Linked DNA regions of Homo sapiens: region 1 is linked to region 2. Evidence: chromatin contacts called from ENCODE Hi-C or POLR2A ChIA-PET data. All regions are on one chromosome and are shown on one strand. The core of a region is the stretch at or near the end of the contact, and the rest is flanking DNA. Distances in the headings are between cores, read along the strand shown. Region 1 overlaps LOC107987129 (a long non-coding RNA gene). Region 2 has its middle 55 kb from the start of NEK6.

The links. Hi-C counts contacts between places; a loop is a spot of excess contacts on that map. ChIA-PET counts read pairs that join two places held with the same protein, here RNA polymerase II (POLR2A). Pooled maps may share reads with other maps.
Region 1: a loop to region 2 is called in a pooled map, with 4 times the contacts of the local background. The contact joins two enhancer-like sites. A Hi-C loop is called at or near these places in 1 of 37 single-sample maps with no recorded cell type and 3 of 50 pooled maps. POLR2A ChIA-PET finds 5 or more read pairs at or near these places in 1 of 52 experiments (activated CD8-positive, alpha-beta memory T cell).

The regions. Positions count from the first base shown.
Region 1 is chr9:126,719,329-126,725,276 of GRCh38, reverse strand. It overlaps LOC107987129 (a long non-coding RNA gene), which reads right to left. Exons shown (of 3, transcript XR_001746936.3): 2 at 5,326-5,606; 3 at 1-3,645. Among named protein-coding and RNA genes, the nearest start is that of ZBTB43, 83 kb to the left of the region's middle. RefSeq lists silencers at 2,180-2,259, 2,320-2,929 and enhancers at 3,170-3,229, 4,970-5,469. Within about 2 kb of position 2,681, at least 26 of the 41 ENCODE cell types and tissues checked have a DNase peak (open chromatin) inside an H3K27ac peak, as active enhancers do.
Region 2 is chr9:124,199,850-124,205,745 of GRCh38, reverse strand. No RefSeq gene overlaps it. Among named protein-coding and RNA genes, the nearest start is that of NEK6, 55 kb to the left of the region's middle. RefSeq lists enhancers at 2,956-3,005, 2,952-3,096, 3,056-3,395, 3,446-3,505, 5,151-5,330, a cis regulatory region at 3,019-3,029 and a silencer at 3,405-3,605. Within about 2 kb of position 3,110, at least 11 of the 41 ENCODE cell types and tissues checked have a DNase peak (open chromatin) inside an H3K27ac peak, as active enhancers do.

The DNA.
Region 1 (5,948 bases), core at 1,432-3,931, 2.5 Mb before region 2:
ATAGATATAATAAGGCACAAATCTTTTTTCTTTTTTTTTTTTTCTTGAGAAGGGGTCTTGCTCTATCACCCAGGCTGTAGTGCAGTGGCACAATCACAGCTCACTGCAGCCTCGACCTTATGGCTCAAGAGATCCTCCTGCCTCAGCCTTCCAAGTAGCTGGGACTACAGGTGTGTACCACCACGTCCTGCTAATTTATTTTATTTTATTTTCAGTAGAGACAATGTCTCACTATGTTTTCCAGGCCGCCAGGCACCCATATTTAAAAAAAAAAAAATCCAGCAGTGGTTCTGATGGAAACCCTGGATAAAGAACAATCACCTAAGGCCCTGGGTTCCAATCATGGTGTTGAATCCCTGGCTCAGGTAAGCGGGAACAAGCCTTTACCTGCCTAGCATGTGCAGGGGTAGGAACTCCTTCCTTATGACAGACAATCCCTGGTCCTCCAGCCTGCAGCCACACGGAAACAAAGGAGAGGGCACACACAGGTGGACTGGTTCTAGGAAAGCTCCGCTCCCAGACTTCACCCTCCAGTAATAACCTTGGCCTTAACCACCTACGTTGGCTCCTCAGAGGTGTGGCTTAGCTGTAGGTTAGGGAAGAGAGGAACCTGAGCTTTCCTAGAGGCCAAAAGCGTGGCCTCTAGGAAAAAGAATAGTAATGAAAACAATGACTTCCAGAGCACTTCCAAAGTGCCAGACACTGCAGAAATGACGGGCCCAACGTCCCTAAGCCAGGGGGTGGCAAAGTCAGGATTCAAGTCCAGGTCCTTCATTCAGACTCCCTAAGACTGGCTCTTAATCACTGTGCCACAGGAACCTTGGGTCATTAAACCTTCATGGTGTGGCCCAAACCGGTTTCCTCTCCTTACTGCCTGCCCATGACTGCCCTGCTTGCCTGCCCCGGAGAGTGTACTCTCCTCCAAGCACATGGAGCACCCCGTGGTGGCGATGATGCTGTTGACAGCTGCATGCCTTTCTTCTTACTGTGGTCCTTCCTGCCTGGTGCCATCTATGTGGCAAGGCCTCATTGTTCCTCAGGGCTCTACAGAATGCACCAGGCTCTTGGCTGCTTACCTCTGCCTCCCCTATTTCAGCTGTGCGCTCTCAAAGGTGGGGACCGACTGACTTATCTCTCTATCCCCAGCTGATGAATAGAGGGGATGAGTGATACACGAATGAGTGAATGAATGAATGGTAATGGTGATGGGAATCAAATGGCAGCAACGCGGAAGAGGGAGATGCGGTGCCTGTAACCATGGTAACGATGATGTCGCTGAGTGATAATGCTAGGAAGATGGTAACCATGGTAACACTGATGGTGAGGCCTGCTCGGACAGTCCTGGCGCCTCAGCTGCCGTGGTCCATGCCAAGCCCGACCTGCTCAGTGGCCGAACAAGATGCTAAGCACAATTAGCAATTGCTGTTCTGTTCCCTGTCCCAAGACCCCCGCCCAGGGCTGAGTTTCACGGTAGTCAAACCCTCTTCCTGAGTGGCTCCAAGACTCAGGAAAGAACACATGTTTGGGGGGCGGGAGGGGTGGCGTGCAGCTTGCATGCATGTGTATGTGCGTGCGCGGAAGAGGCTGTGTGATGGGCAAGTGGGTAAGGTGTGGTGTGCGCTAAGGGCAGTCCTGCTGGTGCTAGCGCCAGGGGACTGGGAAGAGGAACGGTTCCCTTCGTGCGCGCCGGGCTGATGCGTGGGGGGCGCCGCGTGAGTGCGCCGGTGGCTGGGAGTCCGGCGGCCGCGTGTGTGGCAGCGGAGCGGTGTTTCTGGGAGGGGCGCCAGGTTCCGGGGCTGGGGGGTGGGGAGCTCCGCCCCATCCATCACCCGGAGCGCAGCGAGCCAGGCGGATATCACGGTGTCAGGCGGCTCTGCTCGCAGATCTTATCCTCTTCATTTCCGCCCGAGCCTAGCCCGCCCGCGCGGGCTCCCTGAAGGCTCCATCCATCACCTGGGATCGACGGGGCGGCCCGGGGAAGGGGGTCTCAGACTGTGCGGGGAGGGAGGGAGCGGTGGGAACCAGACCCACCATGGACACCGAGAAAGGAGAGGGACAAGTTTTTAGTGGGGCAGGGGGGTCTGGGTTTGCTTTTCCACGTGGGGGAGGGGACGCTCTCTGCCCTGGAGGGGGAGAGCTTCTCGGGCCAGCTCGGCCCCCGCCTGGGACTGGGGCCGTTGGCTGGGTCCCGATCCCCGAGTGCCTGGGGCAGCGCTGGAAAGGGAGAGAGCCCTCGCCCGCCCGGGGAGAGGCTGCTGTGCGCGGGGCCCGCACCTGGACCCTCCAGGGTGACCTGGGGCCTGGGCAGCGCGGGCGGGGGCGGGCGCCCCGGGGGGAGGCCTTATTTCATTTCCCCGCGCCGCTGAGGTTTCTGCGAAGTGTCTCTCTCACCTCTTTAAATTTTACGGCGCTTGGCCCATGGCCGCCGGGCCCCGCCCTGGGGAGGAAGCGGGTGCTGGCTCTGGGAGCCTCCCCGGCCGAGGGGTGGCCCCACCAGGCCGGGTGCGGGTCAGGCCCGGGGCGTCCGAACTCCGAGGGGCGCCCGGCCTGTGCCCTACTCTGGTTCCCGGGGCCTTCCCGGAGGGGGTCTGGGCTGTCGGGGCCCAGGGGGCGGGGCTGGCCTCGGAACGTCTCCGTCCGGCCCCGCCCCCTTTCTGGGCCTCGTCTCGGGCCACGCCTCTCCCCTGCTCCCGGGGAGCGCAGCGGGGTGGGCGGTGGGAGGGGACTGCTGGGGGAGGGAGTCAGAGGAGCAGAAATCCGGGCCAGCCTGGAAGCCCAGTTGCCACCGCCACCCCCAACTTCCCCTGGGGGCAGAGCGGTGTTCCCAAGACCTGAGTCAGGGCGGAATACTCCAGTCGAGCCAGGCAGGCCAGCCAGGTCCCCGAGGCCGGCCCGGGCTGGCACCTGCCTGGAGACCAGGTTGGGGGCTGGAGGTAAAGGGAGGGGCATGGGGTGGCCTCTGGGTCTCAGCGCTCTTCCTTCAGAACCCTGAGGTAACTGACCAGTATCAATCTGGAGACAGTGGGGAACCTGCCCTAGGTGTGGGCGTGAGAGGCGTGTGGCCTGGGAGTGGGGTCGAAGGAGGAGAGGGGCACATGAACAGGAGATAAGTGTGAACAAGAGGGGCCTGAGGGAAGAGGGGCTGTGAACCGCAGAGGGGTGAGACAGGAGGAAGGGTGAGCAGAGGGCACGGAGGGTCTGAGGAGTCACTGCCTAAAGACACAGAGCGAATAAGTCAGGATTTGAACTTGGTTCTGTCTGACTCCCAAGCCACCTGTCTTAGAGTTGCAGTCATTAACTTGATTCTACAATGTACTCCTTATTAATTCAGCCCCAGGCTACACAGCTAGCTGCCACAGATATAACTTTGTGACATGCATGTAACCAGAACAAGGAAACGGGACACGGAACAGAAGTACACGGAACAGAAATTTGGTTCTACTGGTCCGGAAGATGCAGGGGCCAGTGGCCTGGAGGTGCCTGGGGTGCCCCCTGCAGAGGCTGTGGGATGCCAGGGGTGGTGCAGTGCAGAGTGGGTGGGGCCTGGTGGCAAGATTGCAGCTGGTACTGCCCACAGAGTGACTGGAACCTGCCAGAAGCTTCCAGGCTGAAGAAGGCTCTGGAACATTCTTTTTCTCTATTGACCTGGAGAGAAAAGGTCCTGGATATCACACTCCAGGGAGGTCAGCCCCAGCATCTGTATGAGGAAAACTGGTCACTTTCACATGACCCAGCAGGGGCCTGAATGGCCACCCCTACCCTAGTCCCTCCCTGCTCCTGTGCCCCCTCTCAGGTTGACGCTACCATCCTTTTTGCCCCAATATCTCACCAAGTCCAGCTGCTCTGTCCTAAACATTTCTCCAGTCTGTCGCCCCCCTTTTTTTTTTGAGACGGGGTCTGGCTGTGTTGCCCTGGCTGGAGTTCAATCGCCCGATCTTGGCTCCGCCTCCTGGGTTCCTATGATTCTCATGTCTCAGCCTCCTGAGTAGCTGGGATCACAGGCGTGTGCCACCACGCCCGGCTAATTTGTTTTGTATTTTTAGTAGAGATGGGATTTCACCATGTTGGCCAGGCTGGTCTCAAACTCCTGGCCTCAAGCAATCTACTCGCTTCGGCCTCCCAAAGTGCTGCAATTACAGGTGTGAGCCATGGCACCCAGCCAAATCTGCCCCTTCCTTGCATATCCCCGTAGCTACACCCTTTATGTTGGTTACTGTGATCTCTCTTCTGCATTATTGTAAGGGGCCTTTTGCCGGGTTCCCTGGCTCCTATCCATCCTCAATGCCATGAAGACAACACTCTCCTAAAACCATTTAAGGCTGCCCACTCCTTCCGGGATAAGGCCCAAGTTCACAGCAGTGTCCTGCAAGCTCTGTTGTGGCTCCTCTCTGTGGTCACCTTTTCTGCTTCCGTTCCCTTGTTTTACTAAAGTCACTGCTGTTTCGTTCCTCTGAGCCCACCGCATTGTGCTTCCTTCTGCCTGTAATGCCCTCCCCTCCCTTTTCTTTTCTTTCTTTCTTTTCTTTTCTTTTTTTTTTTTTTATGACAGAGTCTCACTCTGTCACCCAGGACGGAGAGCAGTGGCGCAATCTCAGCTCACTGCAACCTCCAGCTCACTGCAACCTCCACCTCCCAGGTTCAAGCAATTCTCCTGCCTCAGCCTCCCGAGTAGCTGGGATTACAGGTGCCCGCCACTACGCCCAGCTAATTTTTGCATTTTTAGTAGAAATGAGATGTCATTATATGTTGGCCAGGCTGATCTTGAACCCCTGACCTTGTGATTCACCCGCCTTGGACTCCCAAAGTACTGGGATTACAGGCATGAGCCACCATGCCTGGCTCTTCCCTCCCTTTTCTACCATACTAATTTTTTTGCGGCTTGGCTCAAATATCTTTGCTTTGGGAAGCCTCCTTGCAGGGAGCACTCGCTCTTCTGTGCTCTCATGGCCTCTGTGCTCCCTTGTCCCCTGGTTGTAATTGGCTTTTAGGGCCTGTCTGAGTCTTGCACTAGCCAGATAGCTCACCGCAGGCAGGGACCCTCATCTGTCAGAGGATCCTGAGGACCTGGCCAGAGGAGGCATGAAGGGACTGTTGTTGAATGAAAAAGGCAGAGCTGGTATTGTGTGGGACCTAGCAGCAGGCCGACTCCAGCCTGTTTCTGGACTTTCCTGGACCTGGGACTCTGGGGCCATCATAACCGGGGTATAGGCAAAAAGAAAGGGGCTATCAAGTGGTATTGTGGCTAGTTTGAACATGACCCCTTCACACAAATTCTTTCTCCTCTGAGCCTCCCTCACACTGTCCCCAAGGCTGCAGGAGACCCACCTGTAATGAGGGCTTCAGATTCAGGAATGTTCCACTCACTGCCTGTGGCTTTTGCGTCTCATCACACAGGGTGACTGGTTGCCATGGAAACCCAAGTGCCGGAAGCGCTGCTGGCTCTTTCCCAGGGTGGGAGGAGGTGCAGGCGGAGTGCCCCGTGCAGACTGGCTGAGCTGGTGCTGGGTGCCTGGGGCCTGCCCACTCTGGGCTGGGTTGGGTCTCCTCATTCCTTCCTTAGCAGAAGTTTGTGGTTTTATCCCAGAGCGTTGGCCAAGGCTGCAACCCTGAAAATACATTTCCTCTTATTTGGGGAGCATCAGCCTCTGGTTAAACACTCAGCCTGAGTGTTGTGTGGTCTCCAGCAACATATTTGATTTTATGAGTCTCGGTTTTCGATCTGTAAAATGGGGATCCCAGTAGCACCATGGAATTTCTGCTTTTGGCAAGATGGTGGACTAGGGCTCTCAAAGGTCACCCCATGAAAATATAACTGGATTCTGCATGAGTTACGAAAACAAGGCCGGGTGCGGTAGCTCACGTCTATAACCGCAGCACTTTGGGAGGCTGAGGCGGGCGAATCATCTGAGGTCAGGAGTTCAAGACCAGCCTGGCCAACATGGTGAAAC
Region 2 (5,896 bases), core at 1,861-4,360:
TAAATTCACTACTCCAGAAAGACTTCTATGCTGAAATCAGAGAGCCAGTAGGGAAAGACTGGGACCCTGAAACCTAGGAGGGGAACATTTGTGTGGGTATTCCTGTTAAACCGGACCCTCAGATTCCCCTGAAAGTCTGGACTGGTAGAAGTGATCTCCCATCCTCTTTGCTAGAGAAGAGCAGCCTCCCCTTGGTGGGAGACAATGCAAAGCCTCACCTGAGGTGGATGATTTGCTTCTCAGGATAATGTGGATTCTTCTACAACATCCTCAATTTTTCCCAACTGCTATTCAGACCAATAACTAGGGTCAGGTCTTGGCATGGTCTAAAGTTTCTTTAGTAGGAGATGAATTGTGCAGGAGCTGGCTCATGTGTACTTGTAGGAACTAGGAGAACACCCCTGGGGGTGATCATCCTATATTAGAGGACAGAGGATATAAGGTGATATGGATATGAGGATATATGGGACACTCTCCTGTGACTCCGGAGCCCTGGTCCCATTTTATAATGCTGCTGGGATGGCTACTTGGGGCTTGGACATGAAATGAGCCTACAGCAAATGAGATGGAGATGACGAAACTGCCATGGCAAAGTTTCAAGGAAGGAATAAAAAAGCTGGCCAGGCACAGTGGCATATGCCTGCAATCCCAGCGCCTTGGGAGGCTGAAGTGAGAGGGTTGCTTGAATCCAGTTCAAGACAAGCCTGGGCAACACAGTGAGACCTCATCTCTTCAAAAAATAGAAAAGTTAGCCAGGTGTGGTGGTACACACCTGTAGTCCCAGCTACTTAGGAGGCTGAGGTGGGAAGATTGCTTGAGGCCAGGAGGTTGAGGCTGCAGCGAACCGTGACTGTGCCTCTATACTCCAGACTGGATAACAGAGTGAGACTCTGTAAAAAAAAAAAAAAAAAAAGGGCTCATAGAGGTGGATATGTCAGAATGGACTGCCCCAGCCTGGCTAAGATAGTAAATCAGAAGTGATACCGCATATTAGAAGCAATTGCAGAGATGAGAGCCACCCTGAAAGACTTAAAGGATGCAGGAGTGGTGGTTCCTATCATACCCCCATTTAGGTCACCAAGAGGGCCTTTGTAAAAACCTGGTGGTAGCTGGGCATGGTGGCTCACACCTGTAATCTCAGCACTTTGGGAGGCTGAGGCGGGTGGATCACCTGAGGTCAGGAGTTCAAGACCAGCCTGACCAACACGGAGAAACCCTATTTCTACTAAAAATACAAAATTAGCTGGGTGTGGTGGCGCATGGCTGTAATCCCAGCTACTCGGGAGGCTGAGGCAGGAAAATCACTTGAACCCAGGAGGCGGGGGTTGCAGTGAGCCAAGATCACGCCACTGCCCTCCAGCCTGGGCAACCAGAGCAAAACTCTACCCCAAAAACAAAACAAAAAAAAAACAACAACAAAAAACCTGGTGGATCATGGCAGAAGATGGTAAATCACTGCAAATATAACTAAGTGGTAGGACCAATCACAGCTGCTGTGCCAGATGTGGCATCTTAATTGAACAGATTGTCATCACCTCTGGCTCTTAGTATGTGGCTATTGATCTGGAGAGTGTATTCTTTTCTATCCACATCGGAAAGGTGGATGAAAGCAGTGCGTATTCACATCGGGCAGACATCAGTCCACAGTCACTGTCTAAACCCCAGATTATGTTAACTAACGTTCCTGCTCTCTGTCACGGTACAATCTGAAGGCGTCTTGATGATCTGAACTGAGGTGGCTTTGTATTGTGACAACTTGACTGAACTGAAACTATGTTTCCCAGATTCCCTTCCCTGCATAGCTCTGGGGTAGCGTCGGTCATAAGACATTTTGAGGCCAGGCACGGTGGCTCACGCCTGTAATCCCGGCACTTTGGGAGGCCAAGGTGGGCGGATCATCTGAAGTCAGGTGTTCGAGACCAGCCTGGCCAACATGGCAAAACCCCATCTCTACTAAAAATACAAAAATTAGCCAGGCATGGTGGCGGGCACCTGTAATCCTAGCTACTCATGAGGCTAAGGCAGGAGAATCCTTTGAACCCAGGAGGCAGAGGTTGCTGTAAGCTGAGATTGTGCCACTGCACTCCAGCCTGGGTGACAGAGCAAGACTCTGTTTCAAAAAAAAAAAAAAGACGTTTTGAGTGAGATTTGGAAGACAGAAGTGAAGCAGCAGACATGTGCATTTTGCGCTTGGAAACTGGGTACCAGGTGCTATTGTCCAGTACCTGCCAGCTTACCTTGCAGTCAAGGGGCAGCAGCCAGGTCTCTAGCTTCTCTGCCTCCTGACGTTCCTCTGTTCAGGTGCCTGTGTGCCAGGCACAAGCCCAGGTGCTGGGGGTATCGTGCTGGGGAAGACAGGCAGAATTCCTGCCTTGTTGGGTTTATGTTCTCTTGGAGATCAGTGAAGGAGATAGAAAATTCTTCAAAGCCAAGTTCTTCAGAGCAGAGCCCGCACTCTTCCCCTTGTCCCCACCATCCAGCGCAGCATGAGCCCACCACTGTGTGTAGAGTCAGCCGCTCTGTGCCCATGTACCTACTTTCCATCTCAATTCCCATCTTCTTCTCTGTCTCTTCTGGATTGGTATCTGCAACCCTGAACCACTAGCGGCAGTTACTTCTGAGAAGTGAAATTGGGAAGGAGGGCTTTCCTGTTTATTTGATGTACAACTGAGGCAAAGAGAGATGACGGAATGTGTCCAAGGTCACACAGCTGATAAGTGGCAAGCTGAGATCTTGCCCGCCCCCACCCCCCTCCCCACCTTTGCACATCATGTTTCCAACCATGACAAGGACGGTCCCCTTCCTCCCTCACCCCTTCCAGCACTGCCCAGCCTCCGCACATCAAACCCAGACTTTCCCCTGAAAGCCTCTTGTGTCTTCACTGCCTTCCTCCTGACTGTGGTTGAAGGACAGAATTAGAACTCATCTTGCAGTGGGAGGTGGTAGCAATGGCAGCAGAAGAGAAGTGACTTCTCTTCAACTTCTAGGAATTGACTTTGACAATCAGATAGGGCCAGGGGCTGAGTCACTGGCGGGGGCCCACTCTGGCTGGGTTTCAATTAGTTCAGAAGGTGGCAGTGTGTGAGGGTGGAGAGGGGGTGGAAGAAGGCAGAGGCCTCCAGTTTCACTTCCTCTCTGGGAGGCCCAGGCCCTTCAATGCTGTTCCTGCCTCCTCGCTGTGGGAGGGCTCACCCAGCAGCTATCAATCCAGGCCAACTGGAGTGGGCTAAATTTAGGTCCTAAGATGTCACAGATGTAAGGACCCAACATCTCATTTTGCAGATAAGGAAACCGAGATTGAAAGAGGTGAAGAGACTCGCCCAAGGCCGCATAGCAATTTATATTCACTGCTGGAGCTCAAACCCGGGCCTCTCCAAAATCACCCACCACAAGGCTCCAGAATGGACGCTGTTTCCAAAACGCCCAGCCTGGGGACCGTCCCAAGGCCAGCCCTTAGCTGGGTTGAGGGTCACTGCTCTGTGACTGAGACCAAAAATGGGTTTTGGAGGCAGGCATCTGGTTTCTTTTTCTCTTTTTCTTTCTTTCTTTTTTTTTTTTTTTTGAGATGGAGTCTCTCTCTGTCGCCCAGGCTGGAGTGTAGTGGCACCATCTCGGCTCACTGCAAGCTCCACCTCCCGGGTTCACGCCTCAGCCTCCCAAGTAGCTGGGACTACAGGCGCTCACCACCTCGCCTGGCTAACTTTTTGTATTTTTAGTAGAGATGGGGTTTCACCGTGTTAGCCAGGATGGTCTCAATCTCCCGACCTCGTGATTTGCCTGTCTCGGCCTCCCAAAGTGCTGGGATTACAGGTGTGAGCCACCACGCCCGACCCAGTCATCTGGTTTTTAATCCTGGCTCTACTGCTATGGTAGGGCCTCAGACAATGATTCATTTCTTCTTAAATGAGCATAAAGGATATTTTCCAAGCAAATCTATGCCCAATTGCCTAGAATGTAGTAGATACTCAGTAAATGTGAGCTCTGTTTCTGTTTTCCAATAATTTCCTAACTGACTTTGACAGAATCCTGGTTTTTTTGACAATGTCTCTTGGGGTCCTCAGTAGGAGGGAGTGAAGAGGAAGGCAGAGAAAATCGGGCTTCTACTCCCCCACTCCCCTCTCCACCAATATCCCCTAGGAACCAGAGTATCTCTGACTTTATCCATTTTATATGTTGTTTTTCAAAATGGTCCCATAAGGCCGGGCACAGTGGCTCATGCCTGTAATCCCAGTACTTTGGGAGGCTGAAGCAGGTGGATCACCTGAGGTCAGGAGTTCAAGACCAACATGGCCAACATGTTGAAACCCCATCTCTACTAATAATACAAAAATTACCCAGGCATGGTGGTGTGCGCCTGTAATCCCAGCTACTCGGGAGACTGAGGCAGGAGGCTTGAACCTGGGAGCTGGAGGTTGCAGTGAGCTGAGATCACACTACTGCACTCCAGCCTGGGTGACAGAGAGAGACTCCATCTCAAAAAAAAAAAAGGGGGAGGGGCCTGTGAATGACAACCTGGCAGTCCCCCACTGCCTTAGAGACGTAAATGCAGGGAGGACCTACTGGAATTGCAGGAAACAAGACCCGCAGTGCTGTTTTTTCACTGATGCATTTGACATATGCTTCACACATCTAACATTTGATCACTGGTTTCCTGGGGCAGCAGGAGTCAGTGGCCAGCCCTGTGGGTTCCCACTCAATTGCCCTGCTCCACTTCTGTCCTAACTGACGGAAATCTGATTTGGGTTGACCACTGGGTGCCCCTGTGATTCACGGGCTCCCTTTCTGGCCACAAGGAGGGAGGAAATGGGCACCAAGGTGAACCTATTGGGATGATTTCATCCCTCTTGCGAGTGATCGATCAGGGCCTGGGTGACAGGACTGTGCTCCTTAGACAGGAGGTGATGCCTACTGGGGAGAGGGAAACATTCCCTTTGATCAAAAACGAAAAGTTAGGACTGAATTTAAGGAAGAGAAGGGCTGGGCATGGTGGCTCATGCCTGTAATCCCAGTACTTTGGGAGGCTGAGGCAGGTGGATCACTTGAGGTCAGGTGTTCGAGACGAGCCTGGCCAACATGGTGAAACCCCGTCTCTAATAAAAACTACAAAAATTAGCTGGGCAGTAGTGGCTCGCACCTGTAATCCCAGCTACAGGGGAGGCTGAGGCAGGAGAATTGCTTGAGCCTGGGAAGCAGAGCTTGCAGTGAGCTGAGATCGTGCCACTGCACTCCAGCACTCCAGTCTAAAAATAAAACAAACAAAAAGATACATGGCAAGAGGAAAAGCTGCCCCCTTCGCTTGCCTCTCTGTATGACTGAAGACATAACTCCCGGCCCTGCAGCAGCCATCCATGACCTTTGGGGACAGGCTTGAGGACAAAGTGAACCTGCCATGAACACATGAACTAGTCAGCTGTTGCTACAGTAATGCTGCAAACAGCCCTCCCCAAACTCAGTGACCGATGCAGTCTTGTCTCAGGCTCCCAGGTCATAGGCGAGCAAGTTGATGTGGTTTAGCTAACCTAGAATGGGCTGGCCCCCGCTGCGTCAGGCTGCAGGCTGGGCTCTGGTCTTCCCCCAATGTATTTATTCTGGGAACCAGGCTGAAGGGATGCTACAGCTGGGATGAATTCTTCTCATGGCAGGTCTCAGGAGTGCGAGGGTCTCAGTCAACTCACATGAGCACATGTAAGGCCTTGGATGACCAGTCATGGTTGCTCATGCCTTTAATCCCAGCACTTTGGGAGGCCTAGGCAAGTGTATTGCTTAAGCCCAAGAGTCTGGGACCAGCCTGGGCAACATAGTGAGACCCCCGTCTCTACAAAAAATTTAAAAATTTGCTGGGCATGGTGGTGGGCACCTGTATTCCCGGCTACTTGGGAGGCTGAGGCAGGAGGAT